Regions from separate parts of the Homo sapiens genome. Here region 2 is linked to region 1. Evidence: read pairs that join two places in POLR2A ChIA-PET (ENCODE). Cell type or tissue: PC-9. All regions are shown on one strand. Each heading gives the region's core, and the rest is flanking DNA. Links, peaks and the distances in the headings are about the cores only.

Region 1 (7,460 bases), core at 2,443-7,442:
AAAAAAAAAGAACCAAGCCAAATGTGGTATTGATTATTGGCTCTGAAGTGAAATTAATATGAATCTTAGCTTGATAATTCATGAAAACCATGAGTAGTCCCTTTACTGCTCCTGAAGCATACGAATGGTCCAAGCAGGACGAGAGTTTGTAACTTATAATGAACACCTGGGCCTGCCATATGTTGTGACATTTCAAATCCCTAAGCTCTCATACACTGCCTCTCTCACTAGCTTTGCACACATCACCCAAAGAACAGTTGGCTCCCTATTTAAATAAACATTTAAAATTTGGCTTTTCCTAATTATCTTTCTTTACGAGCATTTTAATGATTTATAATAACAGTTTTAATAAGTGGGTACTTACTTCACAATATAAATAAATAATGTCAACCTTAGTATTGTGATTACATATTACTGCTTTCCCTGCTATAATACTGTATTTTATTGTACGTGAGTTACGGCCAGTTGACTCTAAACTGTGTCCCAGTGTAGCAAATACCATATACCAAGCAAGTACAATTTTGTTTCTTTCAAAAAAAGGGAACTAAGACTTAGCTACTAAGAGCCTATACCAAAACTTTGTCCCACAAAGCAGCTTCAGGAAAGAGAGGACTTTTATTCCTTTGCAGATATATAGTTCTATAGTTTTATTTTATGAAAGCATAAATACAGGGAGTTTTTTCTTATTAGCATCTTAACTCCTGAGACCTCTTAAAAAAGAGCATTGATTTCTTAGCTGTACTGGGTAGGTAATACGCTGAGAGTCTTTTAGCAGCGAGAAGGGCAGGTGGGTTAGTTAAAGGATCAGGAAAACTGGCTGGTTTTCCTTCTAAATTTGTTGAGTCAATACTAGGTAAGCTTTAAATATGGATCATCAATGTTCTTCTACATGAGTCAGAAAGAAAGACTGTGTTTCATCACGCCTGTGATCTTCCCAGGCTCTTCCAAAGCTGGTAAACCAGTTAACTTGAAGGGACAGAAGCTGATAGAAAAACCATGCCAGGAGAATTAAACTAAATTATAAATAAAACAACTCCTATAATTTCCTAATTCTAAAAACAGAGTCTCATTTAGCTTAGTGTAAGGAACTTTGTCATAACCAGGCCTCTTAAAACCAAAATAATCATCCATTTTGTAGAGTTACAAAATTATAAAGTAAACAGTTAAATAAGATTAAACAGTTAAATAAAAAAATTATTTGACCAGTAAATAATTTTTGTGAAACTATGGGGTTCTCTTTTAAATCCTTACATACTCTTTTTTTTTTAACGTTGTAGTTAAAAAAACACACACATAATTTAAAATGTACCATCATAACCATTTTTATGTGTACAGTTCAGGAGTGTAAGTATATTCACATAGGTTTTGCCTCTAACAAAGACTCGTGTGTGTGTGTGTGTGTGTGTGTGTGTGTGTGTGTACGCGTATCCTAAGGAAATAGAAGGTGGTTTATCATTAATACTTCAAAGCAGTGTGGAGTGGAGTGAGAGAGGCAAACTTAACTAGAAAAACTGACACTGGCAAACTGCAAACACTGCATTCCATGCTTTATTCTGACTTGTGGATAAGAAAGATCCACGTTTTTCACTCCTGACACTCGGCCCCAGGTTCCCGAACCTATGCTACCTAGGCCCTGGTATGACGTCCAGCCAGCTATCTTTGACAGATTTCCTAAGCTTCCCAACGTTCCTTTATTAGGCAGAAGCCAATCACTTTTGCTCTTGGCACAAACACTGACAGCACTCAGCTCTCTCGGTGAAGGAGGAACTGTAGAATCTGTCACAGAGCTTGAACTGATGCAGCGTATAACTCTTGAGAGGTTACGTGTCTGGCTGAGTGAGAAAAGTAGCAGAGAAAATTCAGATGGAAGTACAGGCCTTTATCATACATGTACTGGAGAAATCGTTTTCCTCAGGGGAAGGAATAGTGAGAGTTAAGACTCAGGAGAAAGGTGAGGTAAACTTTATTTTATGAAAGAGAAGAAAGAGGCATAAGGAGTGAAATATCACTTCTACAGGACTCTGAATATGAATTTTTTTTAGTCCCCCCCACAAAAAGTAGTTTCTCTTTGATTGTGCTCTTTGGCTGGAAAGCATTGTTTATATAACAGGATAAAGTACAAAATTATAAGCTCCAAACTGCTCCAGAGAAAAGCTCTCCCAAAGCTCGACCCCCAGGATAGATGGAAAATATGAGTGTTTACTGGCTGGAACATTGAGCTGCAATGGAAATTTCAACATTCAGGAGACAGCAGAGAAAAAGGGCCTGCTGAGTAGAAAGAAGCTGACCTCCAACCAAGGGGTCAAAGAAAAAGGAAGAGTCTCTTGTTGGCCCCACTCTGATGCCTTCCCATCCTCGGCTAGAAAGGCCAGATTTCTGTTATCCAGTCCCAGGAGCGTACTGCACAGGGTGATGGCCAGAGTGATGTAAACTAGGTACTAAACTAAGTGGTGAGCAATACCATATCCCAAGCAAGTTCAATTTTAAGTTTCTTTCTTTCTTTCTTTTTTCTGGAAAGGGAACTGAGAGTTACCAAGAAACCTACACCAAAAAAGTAAAAAGTAAAAACCATGCTGGCCACTTTCACATACACAACTCAGTTTAATCTTACAACAACTTAATGAGGTGGGTTTAACTATGTGCATTGAAAAAAAGATGGGGAAATTATGGTTCAGAAAAGCTAAGCAACTTGCCCAAGGTCACACACTTAATAAGGCAAACCTAGGTCTGTCTGACTCTAAAGTCCCTTCTCTTCCCACCATACTATGCCATCTTCCTAACAGAAATTGCTGGGCCCATTTCCTATAAAGGTAACATGCTTTTCAAGAAAGAGAAGTATTTAAAGGACTATGTTCAGAATAATTCCCTTATAACAGAGGCAGAGGATAAAAACAAAACCTTGCCATTTGGCCACTAAGTAATTTTTGTGGAACTATGGAGCTCTCTTAAATCCTTACATACTCTTCTTTGTTTAAAAAAAAAAAAAAAACACATAATTTTAAATGTACCATCTTAACCATTTTTACATGTATAGTTCAGGAGTGTTAAGTGCATTCACATCATTCTGCAACAGATTTCTAGAACATTTTCATCTTTCACAGCTGAAACTCTATACCCATTAAACACTAATTCCCCCTCCCCTCTTCCCCCAGCCCTTGGCAACCACCTTTCTACTTTCTGTTTCTATGATTTTGACTACTTTAGATGTTTCGTATGAATGGATTTGTCCTTTTGTGACTGGCTGGCTTCACTGAGCATACGACCCTCAAGGTTCATCCGGGACAGGACTGACTCCTTACATGCCCTTCTTGACACCCTTTCTTCAAATTGTCTATCCCATAAAATTCAGATCTTTGTCATATGCCCCCTGCCACTGCTCTGATTGTTTCATGTGTATACACTCCCTTTCCCTGCCAGACAGTAGCCTCTTAGTGATCAAACATTATGTCTTCAAAAGTCTTTTAGGCCCTACCCAGCACCCAATACTGTGCTGAGAACATGGAAGATATACCCTAGAGAGTAAATTTTGAGATTGGGAACCATTCTGTTTTATTTACTGCTCCTCCCCAGCAACTAACACAATGCCTGACATATAGAAAATGCATAAGACATATTTTTAAAGGAAATTAACAAATTCAGTATTTCTGAGGACTGACTGAGAATGAAAAGATGAGAAGTTAGAGACCTGAATCTCCAGCAACATTTCTAAGAATAATCTAAAAGAAGGGAGGAAAGTATTATTAACTAAACTAGAATCAGAATCTCTGAAAAATGTGTACCTTAAAATTACGCAAAGCAGAATACCAAGCTATTTATAATCTATTGTTGAATAAGAGGGCAGAAGGACAGGGTGACATCGAAAATGGTTCCAACTTCTCAAGATTTCCCACTCCTCGGTGGCATTTCAAGTTCATACAGATGTTCTCTAGACAATGGGAGCTGGCCAGGTGGAGCAGCCCATGCCCACAATGTCTTGTCCTATCACAAAAAAGTAGGAACAAACTCACAGCTGTGCTCTTTCTGCAAATTCTCCCATCTTTCATATCGAGGAACAGACAAATGCCCAGGATGCATGTGTGAAAAAGCCAGAGGTGGATAAAAATAATTCAATGACAAATGCTGGAAAAACATACAAAGGGGCAGGAGCCAGACATTCGTGGGATTCCCTGACAGCTCGATCCACAAGGAAGGGCTGGACTGGAAAAAAACAGGGCCTCAGGTTCCTGCCAAGCTGTCTGAGGCCCTGTTCTTCCCAAATCATTCCAAGCAGCAGCCAAGACTTTACAGTAACCCTTCCATGTCTCACAAAGAAAAACGCACTAAGAACCCACTGAGTGCTCCACACCTAGAAAATCCTCCCTGATGCAGTCCAATTCCATGGAAGGCTGGCAGTAATGATGAGATGGCTCTGCACATCAACTTTCAGCTCCTAATGACTTCCCATGTACCCCAAAAATGGATAATTAAAAGGCAGCTTGAAAAATCTAATCTTTCTCATTGGCTAAAGAAAAGTTAACACACCCACGTATCAGCACCTAGAAACTGAAAACATCACTTTAAGGAAGAGAGAGGTCATAAACACTTGGTACCTGCATCCTGGAGTCCCTACTGTATAATTCTAAGTCGGCCTTGCTTGGAGGCACACCTCAGGCTTCTAAACATGTGACTGTATTTGGCTCTAACTACTTTCTCTTCCGGAGAATGGCCTGCAATTAATCTCACTTATTACCTCTGAAAAGTAACAACAGAGGGATGGCTGGCCAAGTCCAACTCCAGAGTGTCTAGGGAACTGCAAGCTACATGGCCAGGCCTCAGACTGTCTGGGCAAGTCGTGGGCTCTTTGCCTTCTTCTCCCACAACAAAGCCTGAATAGGACTCCAGACAGACCAAAGGAACCAAGGGATTTGAGGCGCTGGGCTGAGCTTACACTGACCCAATGGGAGACGACAACCCTGAGGCTACATTTGGGGTGATGTCAAAACAGCGGGAGAACAAGGTCGTTTGATGAAAACTTGTGTGATCCATAAAATTGGGAACAATAGCAACACCATAGGGAAATGAAAAATAACACCATTTGCAGAGTTCTTGTGAGTCACCAGTTTTCATTCCTGTGGCTACCAAGTCAGTGAATTCTCTGACATGCAGAGATGAAAAGTACAGCTAGCAATGGGATTCTCTTTACATTTTATTACAGTTTACAAGGCAGCCCCTAGTTTAGTGAATTATCAGAACTAAACTGGAATCCACTGTTGCTACTGTAGAAAAACTATTGAGAGTAACTTTTATTTACCTAGCACCTACTTCCAGGGAGATCAAAGTGCTTTAAAGGCAATCTAAAAGCTCTCAAAACAGGCCACTTCATATGTAAGTATGCTTACCCAATAAAAAGATTAAATGAATAGCTTAGGGTCACTTAATGTCAAACCAGTAATAAAACTCAGATCTCTAAGCTACAAATCCTGTATTCATTAAACTTAGTCATCCTTACGACTAAAGGAGGAACAACAAGAGACTAAATATCCACAAAACAGTGACTTACCAGGTATAAATGGAAACCAGGACATTGGGCTGTGCAGGTTGTATGCTGCAGGTCTGGCTGCGGCCTATATCACAGCCAAGTCTGGAAAGACCTCTGAGAATTCACTCAGGGCTCCTTTAGGTTGGGTGCCTCTGGGAATTCCATGTGGAACTGGGACTCTCAAGCTCAGGTTGCAGGCAGTGCTGGCAACCAGAGGTCACCTGGGGGTAGAGGAAAATGTCCCAGGGCTACCCTGAACTGAAATGGGACTTGAAAACTGGCTCTTGTGTTTGAAGAGGAGGTAAAGAGAAGGCTGCTGTGGGTAAAAAGAAAAGGAAAAGACCAGGGGACTTTGTGGGGATTGCTTTTTGGCTGGAATGGGTCAGAAGTAAATCGTGTAATGCACCATGAGCATTATCGCAGCCTCGTGGGCAGTCTGGCTGGGAGAAGGCCACTCACAGTACTGAACCTTAGGTCCTGGCACATCCTTAACCGAACTCATCATCTTTCATCTCACTACTAACAGGCGCTACCAAAAGAAAGCTCTAAACCCAGCCACAATTGTTATTAAAAATGTTTTCCCTCATTCCATCTACAAGTATAAAAAGTGCTAAAACTCAATTTCTCCAAAATGTGTGGTTTTAACATTTTGTTTACAGTAGGAGCAATGCCTGTAGCCTTGTCATACAGACATTATATCCAAAATTGCAGTGAAAATGTCTTCCATAAAAACAAGGCTCTGAATTTAAAATGAAAATGGAATATCTGGAAATTTTTTTATGGAAAATAAAGCTCTATGGTATAAACAGAATTTCTTGTTTATGACTGATGTTTTACAGCAGACTTCTCCTGGGGAGAGAACTGTGTGGAGGATGCTCTGCTTTAAAAAGTCCTGCGTCTTGGTCTTCGGTTCTTTATAATTCTCAGTTAAGATGATTCTTTTCGCCCCGACCACAATGATCACCGGTATGAAAGACACCGTACCGCAGGATGATGTAATGTGCTTATATCTATGCTGCTTCCTGGGCAGAGCTTCTGCTTCCCAAATTAGTTCCTTAAGTAATAATTCTAACACCAATAGATACTTTACCAACAACTAGGTATTTCCTCCATGTCCAAGTCTTCAGTACCCCCTCTGAATCTCAGGGCAAAGCAGCATACTAAAAGGCAGAGGCTGGAAGTACTGGCATGGGGCGTGAGGGCTTGGTCGGGCACCTGTGGTAAAACTTCTTTGGTTGGAGGGAACAATATCTCAGCTGGTCAAAATACTTCACTGTAACAGTCACATTTCTCTCTAGCGCATTCGACTCAGGGACTGATGCAATTTAATCCATATTTAATAGGCACTAAAGCAAGATGTGCTGGGAATCCATTTCTTTTTTTTTTTTTTTTTAATACAGGGGTAATTAAAACACACAGCAAGACCAGAATTCAATACAGTGGTTTCTTTTTTAATTTGGAAGCTGCTTACATTATTGCCAGAAGCTACGTGGATTTTATCTTTAGCCACATCTCTCAACTACATAAAGGAAATTTCCTTCCCACTTCCCAAATGAGCATTGTTCAGCGAGGTTGTTTGAGTTCAGTTATATGAAACTAGATAAAAAAATAAGAAACAAATATGTCCTTCAAAAGAACAGAGTCTACAGTTACTGAAACACAATGTAGTATAAAAAAAACTATAAACAACACAAGGTATTAAAAAAAAAACTAAGAGACAAGGACAAAGTGCAAAAAGTTGGCACATAAAAATGATGACTATAAGCAAGGTTTAAACATAGTGTAAATTCTTGCTCTTTTACCCTAAGGTGATTTTCTTAACTATCTCAGAAATGTCCTTTTCATTTGATATGCTTGAAAACTGTCTTACAAATAAAATGAGGCTCTCTTAGTCAGGTGCCAGAGGATCGAGGCAGGTGGAGAAAGGGCATATGCCTTAGTG
Region 2 (7,460 bases), core at 1,170-6,169, 510 kb after region 1:
GACAGTGACAGGTCCTGCCCTGTGCAGATCAAGGCCCCACATACTTCTGTCCCAAGCACGGTTCTGGGCTTCTTTGCCTCTCCTCTGTGGTTACCCCAGGTGTGGGTACCCAGCAACTAATCCCCACATCGGAGTCAGATGCCCCTGCTGAACAGATCTTGATCCCCCGTTCTTGACCCCAAACAGTCTTCCCAAGGACACAGAGGCTGTGGCATGACAGGACTCAAGCAAGGCTGCCTCTGAGGAGGCCATGAACACCTGCTCCTTTGCCAACAATTACCTTAAATGGGTATCAGGGGCTCCCAATTGAGGACAGCCAAGATTTTCCCCCAGCTGCGGCATGTCCTCTCCTTGGACCCTTGAAGTTCACCCCACGGTGACACAGCTGGCTCCGGGCAGTGACTAACTAGGGTTTGGACAAGTCTTTCCATGGTGGAGCAATGAAGCCTTGGAAAAATTCCACTCCTTCTGTAACGGGGAGTTTTCTTCCTCCGTCTGCAGTTGGCTCATCCTAAAGCCACAGAATATCCTCACCTTCCTCTTCCCCATTTTCTAAAGCCCCTAGACATCCTGCCCCGGTAGGAAAAGGAGAACAGCTCCTGCAAGGTCCAGAATCCAGCTATTAGGGACTCTGCCATTCTGCTCCTAGGCTCGTGTAAATCTCCTGCCTTCCAGGGGCTAGAGGTACAAGGCCTGACACTCTGTATTCCCATCCCCAGAAGCCCATAGTCCAGTGAGCTTGGGGGACAGACAAGGAAATTAAAAGTTGCAATGCAACATGACACATGCTGTAGTAGAAATAAGCCCAGGATCCTCTGGGGGGATGGAGGAAGGGGCATCTAATCCAGCCTGGGTGGGTTTGGAAAGGCTGCCCAGCGCTGATGGCAGGTGATGTAGAATATGATGCTCAGTCGAGCTAGCCTAGCTGAGAAGCAGTGACAGGACATTTGAGAGAGATGGGATAGCATGTGCAAAGACGAGAGAATGAGATACATTTAGGGTCTTATGAGTTGGTTGGTATGGGGAACTATATTAATGTTTACATTCTGGCTAGGCGCAGTGGCTCACGCCTGTAATCCCAGCACTTTGGGAGGCCAAGGCGGGCAGATCACTTGAGGTCAGGAGTTTGAGACCAGCTTAGCCAACAAGGTGAAACCCTGTCTCTACTAAAAATACAAAAAATTAGCTGGGCATGGTGGCAGGTGCCTATAACCCCAGCTACCCAGGAGGCTGAGGCAGGAGAATTGCTTGAGCCCGGGAGGCAGAGGTTGCAATGAGCTGAGATCGTGCCACTGCACTCCAGTCTGGATGACAGAGCAAGACTCTGTCTCAAAAATAAAAATAAATAATAAAGTTTAAAAAGTTTACATTTCTACACCTTGACTAACTCAGTCATGGCCATGGAACTTACTTGGCCAGTGAAATTTGAACAGCAGTGACACTCATGTCATTTCCAGAAAAAATTGCATGCTTCAAGAGCCAGTGTCCTCTTCCCCACCTCTGCAATAGTGAAAGCTCATGTCAAGAGAGAGCTTCCATCAGCCTAGATCCCTGATTGCCAATACTGCATAAAGACCCCTGCTGGTCTGCAATGGACATATAGTGTGAGCAAGAAACGAACTTGGTGGCTCATTTGTTACTGCAGCATAGCCTAGCCTGGTCCTAACTGATATCATTAGCATGGCTAAAATAGAGGCTCATATTGGGGAATGTCAGGCAGTAAGCCCACACATACACGCAGCCCACCAGTTTCCCTACTGCTTTCTCCAGATCTTAGATAGCAGCACAGGCTGTAATTCAGTGGGTTAGAAATCCAGTTCTGTTATTTACTAACTCTCTGACCTTGGGCAGTTTAGTTAATCTCCTTAAACCTAATTTTATCTATCTGCAAATTGAGAATGACAATGAAAATAACATTGCCTACTTCATAGGGCTGTTACATTTGAATAAGTAAGTGATGAACCTTCTCTATCCCCAAGCATGATCCTTGGACCACCTGTTCCCAGTTACCTGTGTGCTTATTTAAAATGCAAACTCCCCCACCCCCACGCCCACCCCAGGGTGATGGGTCCCAGAAGTCTGCACTTTTAGAAAGCACTCCAGGCAGTCTTTTGCATGCTGAAGTTAAAGAACCACTGCCCTTGAGGTTTTGATGGACAATCAAACCTCCACACTGAGGAAGGAGCATTGACTGGAGACTGGCTTTTTCTGATGCCAGGAATCTTCAGCCTGTAGCTGACCAGGTGGTCATAGCACCTCCAATAAAAGCCTGAGGCTTCAAAGTCCAGCATGACTTAGAGATCAGGTAACCCTGCCTGTGGAGCCAGCTCAGTGTGCACAATTCTGGCAGTATTCAGCCCTCTGCAGCCTGCCTAGATCAGCTGCAGAACTTTTTATGAGGTGTTCACTGAGGGAGGGCCTTCAGCAATGCAGCCCTCCCCACTCTTCCAACTCCTGGTCCTGGCTTGGTGAGGCTTCCCTCCTGAGGACATAGAACTGGTTCCTCTTCCTGCAGAACGAGGCTGATGGCTGCAAAAACTAGACCCTGATAAGTAGCCTTCTTACCAGAGTTGCCCAAAGGTCTCAGAGGGGAAAGATGCTTCAAGTGTATTACTGCACAGACCGGTCCCAGCTATTCTCCTTGCCAGCAGCTCCTCCCAGCACATGCCATGGTCATCTGACTCTTCCTACACACTGCTCCAAATCCCACACATGCTCAAGAACACACCGTGGCTCCCTATGGCTTCCTGGCCTTGGAATTGGCCAATGAAATCTGAACAGCAGTGACACCCATGTCATTTCAAAAAAAAAAAAAAAATGCGTGCTTCCAGAGCCAGTGTCCTCTTCCCCACCTCTGCAATAGCGGAAGCTCATGTCAAGTGAGAGCTTCCATCAGCCTAGATCCCTGATTGCCAATACTGCATAAAGGCCCCTGCTGGTCTGCAATGGACATATAGATAGTGTGAGCAAGAAATGGACTTGGTGGCTCATTTGTTACTGCAGTGTGGCCTAGCCTGGTCCTAGGCTGATACCATCAGCCACACTGATACCACACTGATACCATCAGTGTGGCAAATTTATTCTCAGTTTGCACTTGGCTTTCATGGGTCTTTCTCTCACTTTCAGACACCTCCAGACTATATCGCACCTTGCCTTTCCAGTCCTTAATGTCACCACTTTCCCAGCCATGTTCTTGCTTCTCTCCCTTGCCCCTGTTACTCACCTGGGAGGGGAGTTCAGGCCAATCCCCTGTCAGGGATGCTGCTGGTGTCCCACCAAGACCCCCTTTACCATATCCTAAAACAAGGTACAAAGGCTGGCCCTCTTGCCTCAAGGAAGCCCCAATCCATAGTGCCTTCCACACCCCTAGGGCTCCCAGGTGGAGCCAGGCTGAGATTATTCTGCAGCTGAGCCTCATCCTTACTTTACTTCTTCCCCTATCCTATCTCGTTTTACCCACTTCCTCCAGACCACCTTCTCCAGAGAGAGCTTCCTTATCAACTACTGGCACAAGGATCCCTATCTCTGGCTTTGCTCCCGGGAAGCCTGATCTAAGACTCCCCTGTCCCTTGGAAGATTACCTTGAGGCAATGGTAGTAGCCTCCAACTACTCTTCCAGGCAGGCTACCCCAGAGATCACAGAAGGCTTGAAGACCAAATTAAGGTACTTATTTAATCCATTTTAAACACACAGAGGCTGGGCGCGGTGGCTCACACCTGTAATCCCAGCACTTTGGGAGTCCGAGACGGGTGGATCCTGAGGTCAGGACCATCCTGGCTGACACAGTGAAACCCCATCTGTACTAAAAATACAACAAAAACAACAAAAATTAGCCAGGCATGGTGGTGGGCGCCTGTAGTCTCAGCTACTCGGGAGGCTGAGGCAGGAGAATGGTGTGAACCTGGGAGGCGGAGCTTGCAGTGAGCCGAGATCGTGCCACTGCACTCCAGCCTGGGCAACAGAGCAAGACTCCATCTCAAAAATAAATAAATAAATAAATAAATAAATAAATAAATAAATAAACACACAGCAAGAAGCAAGGGCAAAGAGATAGAACAGGTGAACACACCTAGGATAGGTGCAAGCAGGTGAAACGATCACCTCCCTGAATCCTTGGTTACGTAACATTCTCCTGTCTGATTCTCCCTCTGCCACATCAGCCTTCCCACCTGACAGTGTGGTTACAAAGGTAGAGACTGAGGGCATGCAAAGGGAATTGCTGGACAGAGGTGTATGTAGTCAGCATACAAACTGGCTCTACTGGGAAGTCGGGGGCAGGTACACCTGGTCACACCGCCACACCCCAATTAACCTGCTGAGCACCCGTGGGTCTTACCTGTTTCTGGGACTTTAAGAGTGTCACCACTGGGTGGCCAATTTAGAAATGACATTGCTTTGATCTAGAGAAGACATGATCTATGCCTTATAAATATTTAGGGTTTACTTGGTCTTTTTTTTTTTTTCTTTGAAACAGTCTTGCTCTGTCACCCAGGCCGAAGTACAATGGCACAATCTCGGCTCACTGCAACCTCCATGTCCTGGGTTCAAGTTATCCTCCTGCCTCAGCCTCCCGAGTAGCTGGGATTACAGGCATGTGCCACCACGTCTGGCTAATTTTTGTATTTTTAGTAGAGACGGGGTTTCGTCTTGCTGGCTAGGCTGGTCTCAAACTCCTGGCCTCGTGTGACCCACCCACCTTGGCCTCCAAAAGTGTTTGATTACAGGCGTGAGCCACTGTGCCCAGCCTACTTGGTCTTTTTATTCCTCTGTCTATAACTAACATTCCCATTTCTTTTATCATTTTATCTATACTCAACCCAGAAATTCCTCTTATTCTGTGTCTATCTCATAAGTTACTTGCCTCTGTACTTAATTTTTCTCATTTTCTGGAGCAGAAGCAAATATAAAAAATTCTTCAAGAATGCAGCAAACACAAGGCACTCCTCTTTTCCAGAATTATCATCTCCTACCCATAGGTCCCTACAGTTCTTCGCATCACCCCTAATATAAAACCACATTCTTCAGTAGCAGAACTATGATTCAGCCGAGGACTGGGGCACTGGTCTGTCTGCCTCCAACTCTCATGCATGCTCCATTGTGCCACGCAGCCTGCTGTTTATGAACATGGCAGGGGTAGCGATCCTGTCATTTTTATCTCTGTATTTTATGCTCTCTCTCTCTCTCTCTCTCTCTCTCTCACACACACACACACACACACACACACACACAGTTTGTCCATGGTGGGCCCTCCAGTGACACTTGTGGGGTTCAGTTGAAATCCACCAGCACCAAAGAAAGAGCACAGCCAGGCTGCTTTCCTGCATCACCATCCTTTGGCTTAAAAAGCCGGAGGGCAGAAGCAGACTTCCTCCTGTAGCAAAGCTCTGAACAAGGTCTGTGCTAAGTCCTGGTTGGATTCGCCAGGGTCTAGGTTCATATTGTGAACACCAGGGTTGACGTCTCCCCAGATTTGGGAAAGCTAAATCTTGTCCCCACATGACTATAAAACCAGGAGCCTCTGTCGCTTTCTGCCCAACCAACTCCTCACAGCACTAAAGCTGAGCTTTTATATGTGAAAGGTGCTGGCCAAATTCCCAGAATAGCCACAGCAGGAAATTGAATAGCAAGATAAAAGTGTAACCATGTATTATACCCTTAATAGTGGAGGGAGAGAATGATACAACCATCAGTTCCAACCCATACAGAAGTCACTAGAGACAGGGATTTGAGAAGGAGTCCTCTGCTCTATTTAATAACTCTTCCCACTCCTCAAAAGGCACAGGGGGCTGGGTGCAGTGGCTCATGCCTGTAATCCCAGTACTTTGGGAGGCCAAGGCGGGAGGATTCCTTGAACTCAGGAGTTAGAGACCAGACTGTGCAACATAAGGAGACCTCGTCTCTACTAAAAATTTTTTTAAAAAAATTATTCAGGTGTGGTGGTGCATGCCTGTAGTCCTAGCTACTCAGGAGGCTGAAGCAGGAGGATCACTTAAGCCCAGGTGGTCGAGGCTGCAGTGAGCCATGACTGTGCCACTGCATTCCAGCCTGGGAGACAAAGCGAGATCCTGTCTCAAAAAAAAACAGAGACATGTTCTTGTTCTAGACTTTCTGTATTGCCCTACATCATCACCCCTCCTGGTTAGTAGGGAAACCTCTCCCCTTTGCCCCCTTTCTCTTATTTTCTCTATTATTTAGAATGCTTTTGGATGATGATAATTATTATTATTGATGATGATGATAGTAGCTAATATTTATTGGGTCATAGTTTGGGTTACCAGGAAGTGACTCTGAGAACAGCATTCAGGTTGTACAGTTGGGATCAACACCTGTAGAAAGAGAGGGGAAAAAAAGTGGGATTCAGCAAAGGGAGAAGTTTTAGAGGAGACAAATCAGTGAAACGAGTTTGCCTCCCCACGTTTCCCCAGTGTGTAGTTGAGACTGTTGTCTGAGCCAACACATGTTCACATTGTTCCCAGGTTCTCCCATCATGTAATGAGAATAATTCTATCATTTCTCACAAGGCGAGAGGGACACAAATGAAGAAAAGACCAAAACACAGAATTTGAAGCCAGTCTGCCTGGGTTCAAATCCCAGCTCTCCCTTGTACCATCTAGGTGATCTAGGGCAAGATGCTTGATCCTTCTGAGCCTCCATTTCCTCGTCCACTAAATGAGAATACTGTTACTAGCTACCGCACAAAGTTGTTGTGAAGATGAGTGAGGGATTATATGTAAAACACTGGGTGGAATGCCTGGCTCACAGGAAGCACTATGTGTTGGCTGTGGGACTGTACGGCCTTCAGTATTGAAGAAATCACTCATCATGCAACTCTCCTTCACTTATGCAACCACACACACACAACACCCACGTTACACACATACACATGCAACACGTGCAGCATACAGCACGTACTCAACAAAACATACACAGTACACATACATAAAGCAGCAAAGCCTTGTTTCATAAGTTGTCCTTTTTTTCTTTTTTTTTGAGAAGGAGTCTCGTGCTGTCGCTCAGGCTAGAGTGCAGTGGCGTGATCTCGGCTCACTGCAACCTCTACCTCCACCTCCTGAGTTCAAGCGATTCTCCTGCCTCAGCCTCCTGAAGAGCTGGGACTACAGGTGTGCACCACCATGCCCGGCTAATTTTTGTATATTAAGTAGAAACGGGGTTTCACCATGTTGGCCAGGCTGGTCTTGAACTCCCGACCTCAAGTGATCCACCTGCCTCCGCCTCCCAAAATGCTGGGATTACAGGCATGAGCCACTGCGCCCAGCCTCATACTCTGTTCTTTGTGTACTTTGTGGTTTCATTCCATTTTAAAGCCAAATCTCTGCTAATACACACCCATGATGCTCATTGTTCTTCCCCATTGCATGTCATTGTGACATCATGCAATGCCATGATAAGGCGATTTACCAATTGCACATTCTAATTGCTCTCAGAGCATAATATTCAT

Evidence for each region. ChIA-PET counts read pairs that join two places held together with the same protein. Peaks named below come from ENCODE experiments on the same cell type or tissue, not always from the same donor. Only the 100,000 strongest peaks of a DNase experiment are listed, where the experiment ranks them.
Region 2: POLR2A ChIA-PET joins it to region 1 with 8 read pairs; 1 of 35 experiments calls an interaction of 5 or more read pairs at or near these places.

Annotation. Positions count from the first base shown.
Region 1 is chr14:75,820,257-75,827,716 of GRCh38, reverse strand. The region is part of intron 28 of TTLL5 (tubulin tyrosine ligase like 5); the gene reads right to left. Among named protein-coding and RNA genes, the nearest start is that of TGFB3, 160 kb to the left of the region's middle. In PC-9, for the core only: no CTCF peak of the experiment used is centred there; DNase peaks (open chromatin) are centred at 5,096 and 5,436; H3K27ac peaks cover 2,512 bases.
Region 2 is chr14:75,313,397-75,320,856 of GRCh38, reverse strand. No RefSeq gene overlaps it. Among named protein-coding and RNA genes, the nearest start is that of LINC01220, 23 kb to the right of the region's middle. In PC-9, for the core only: a CTCF peak has its summit at 4,362; DNase peaks (open chromatin) are centred at 4,236 and 5,576; H3K27ac peaks cover 478 bases.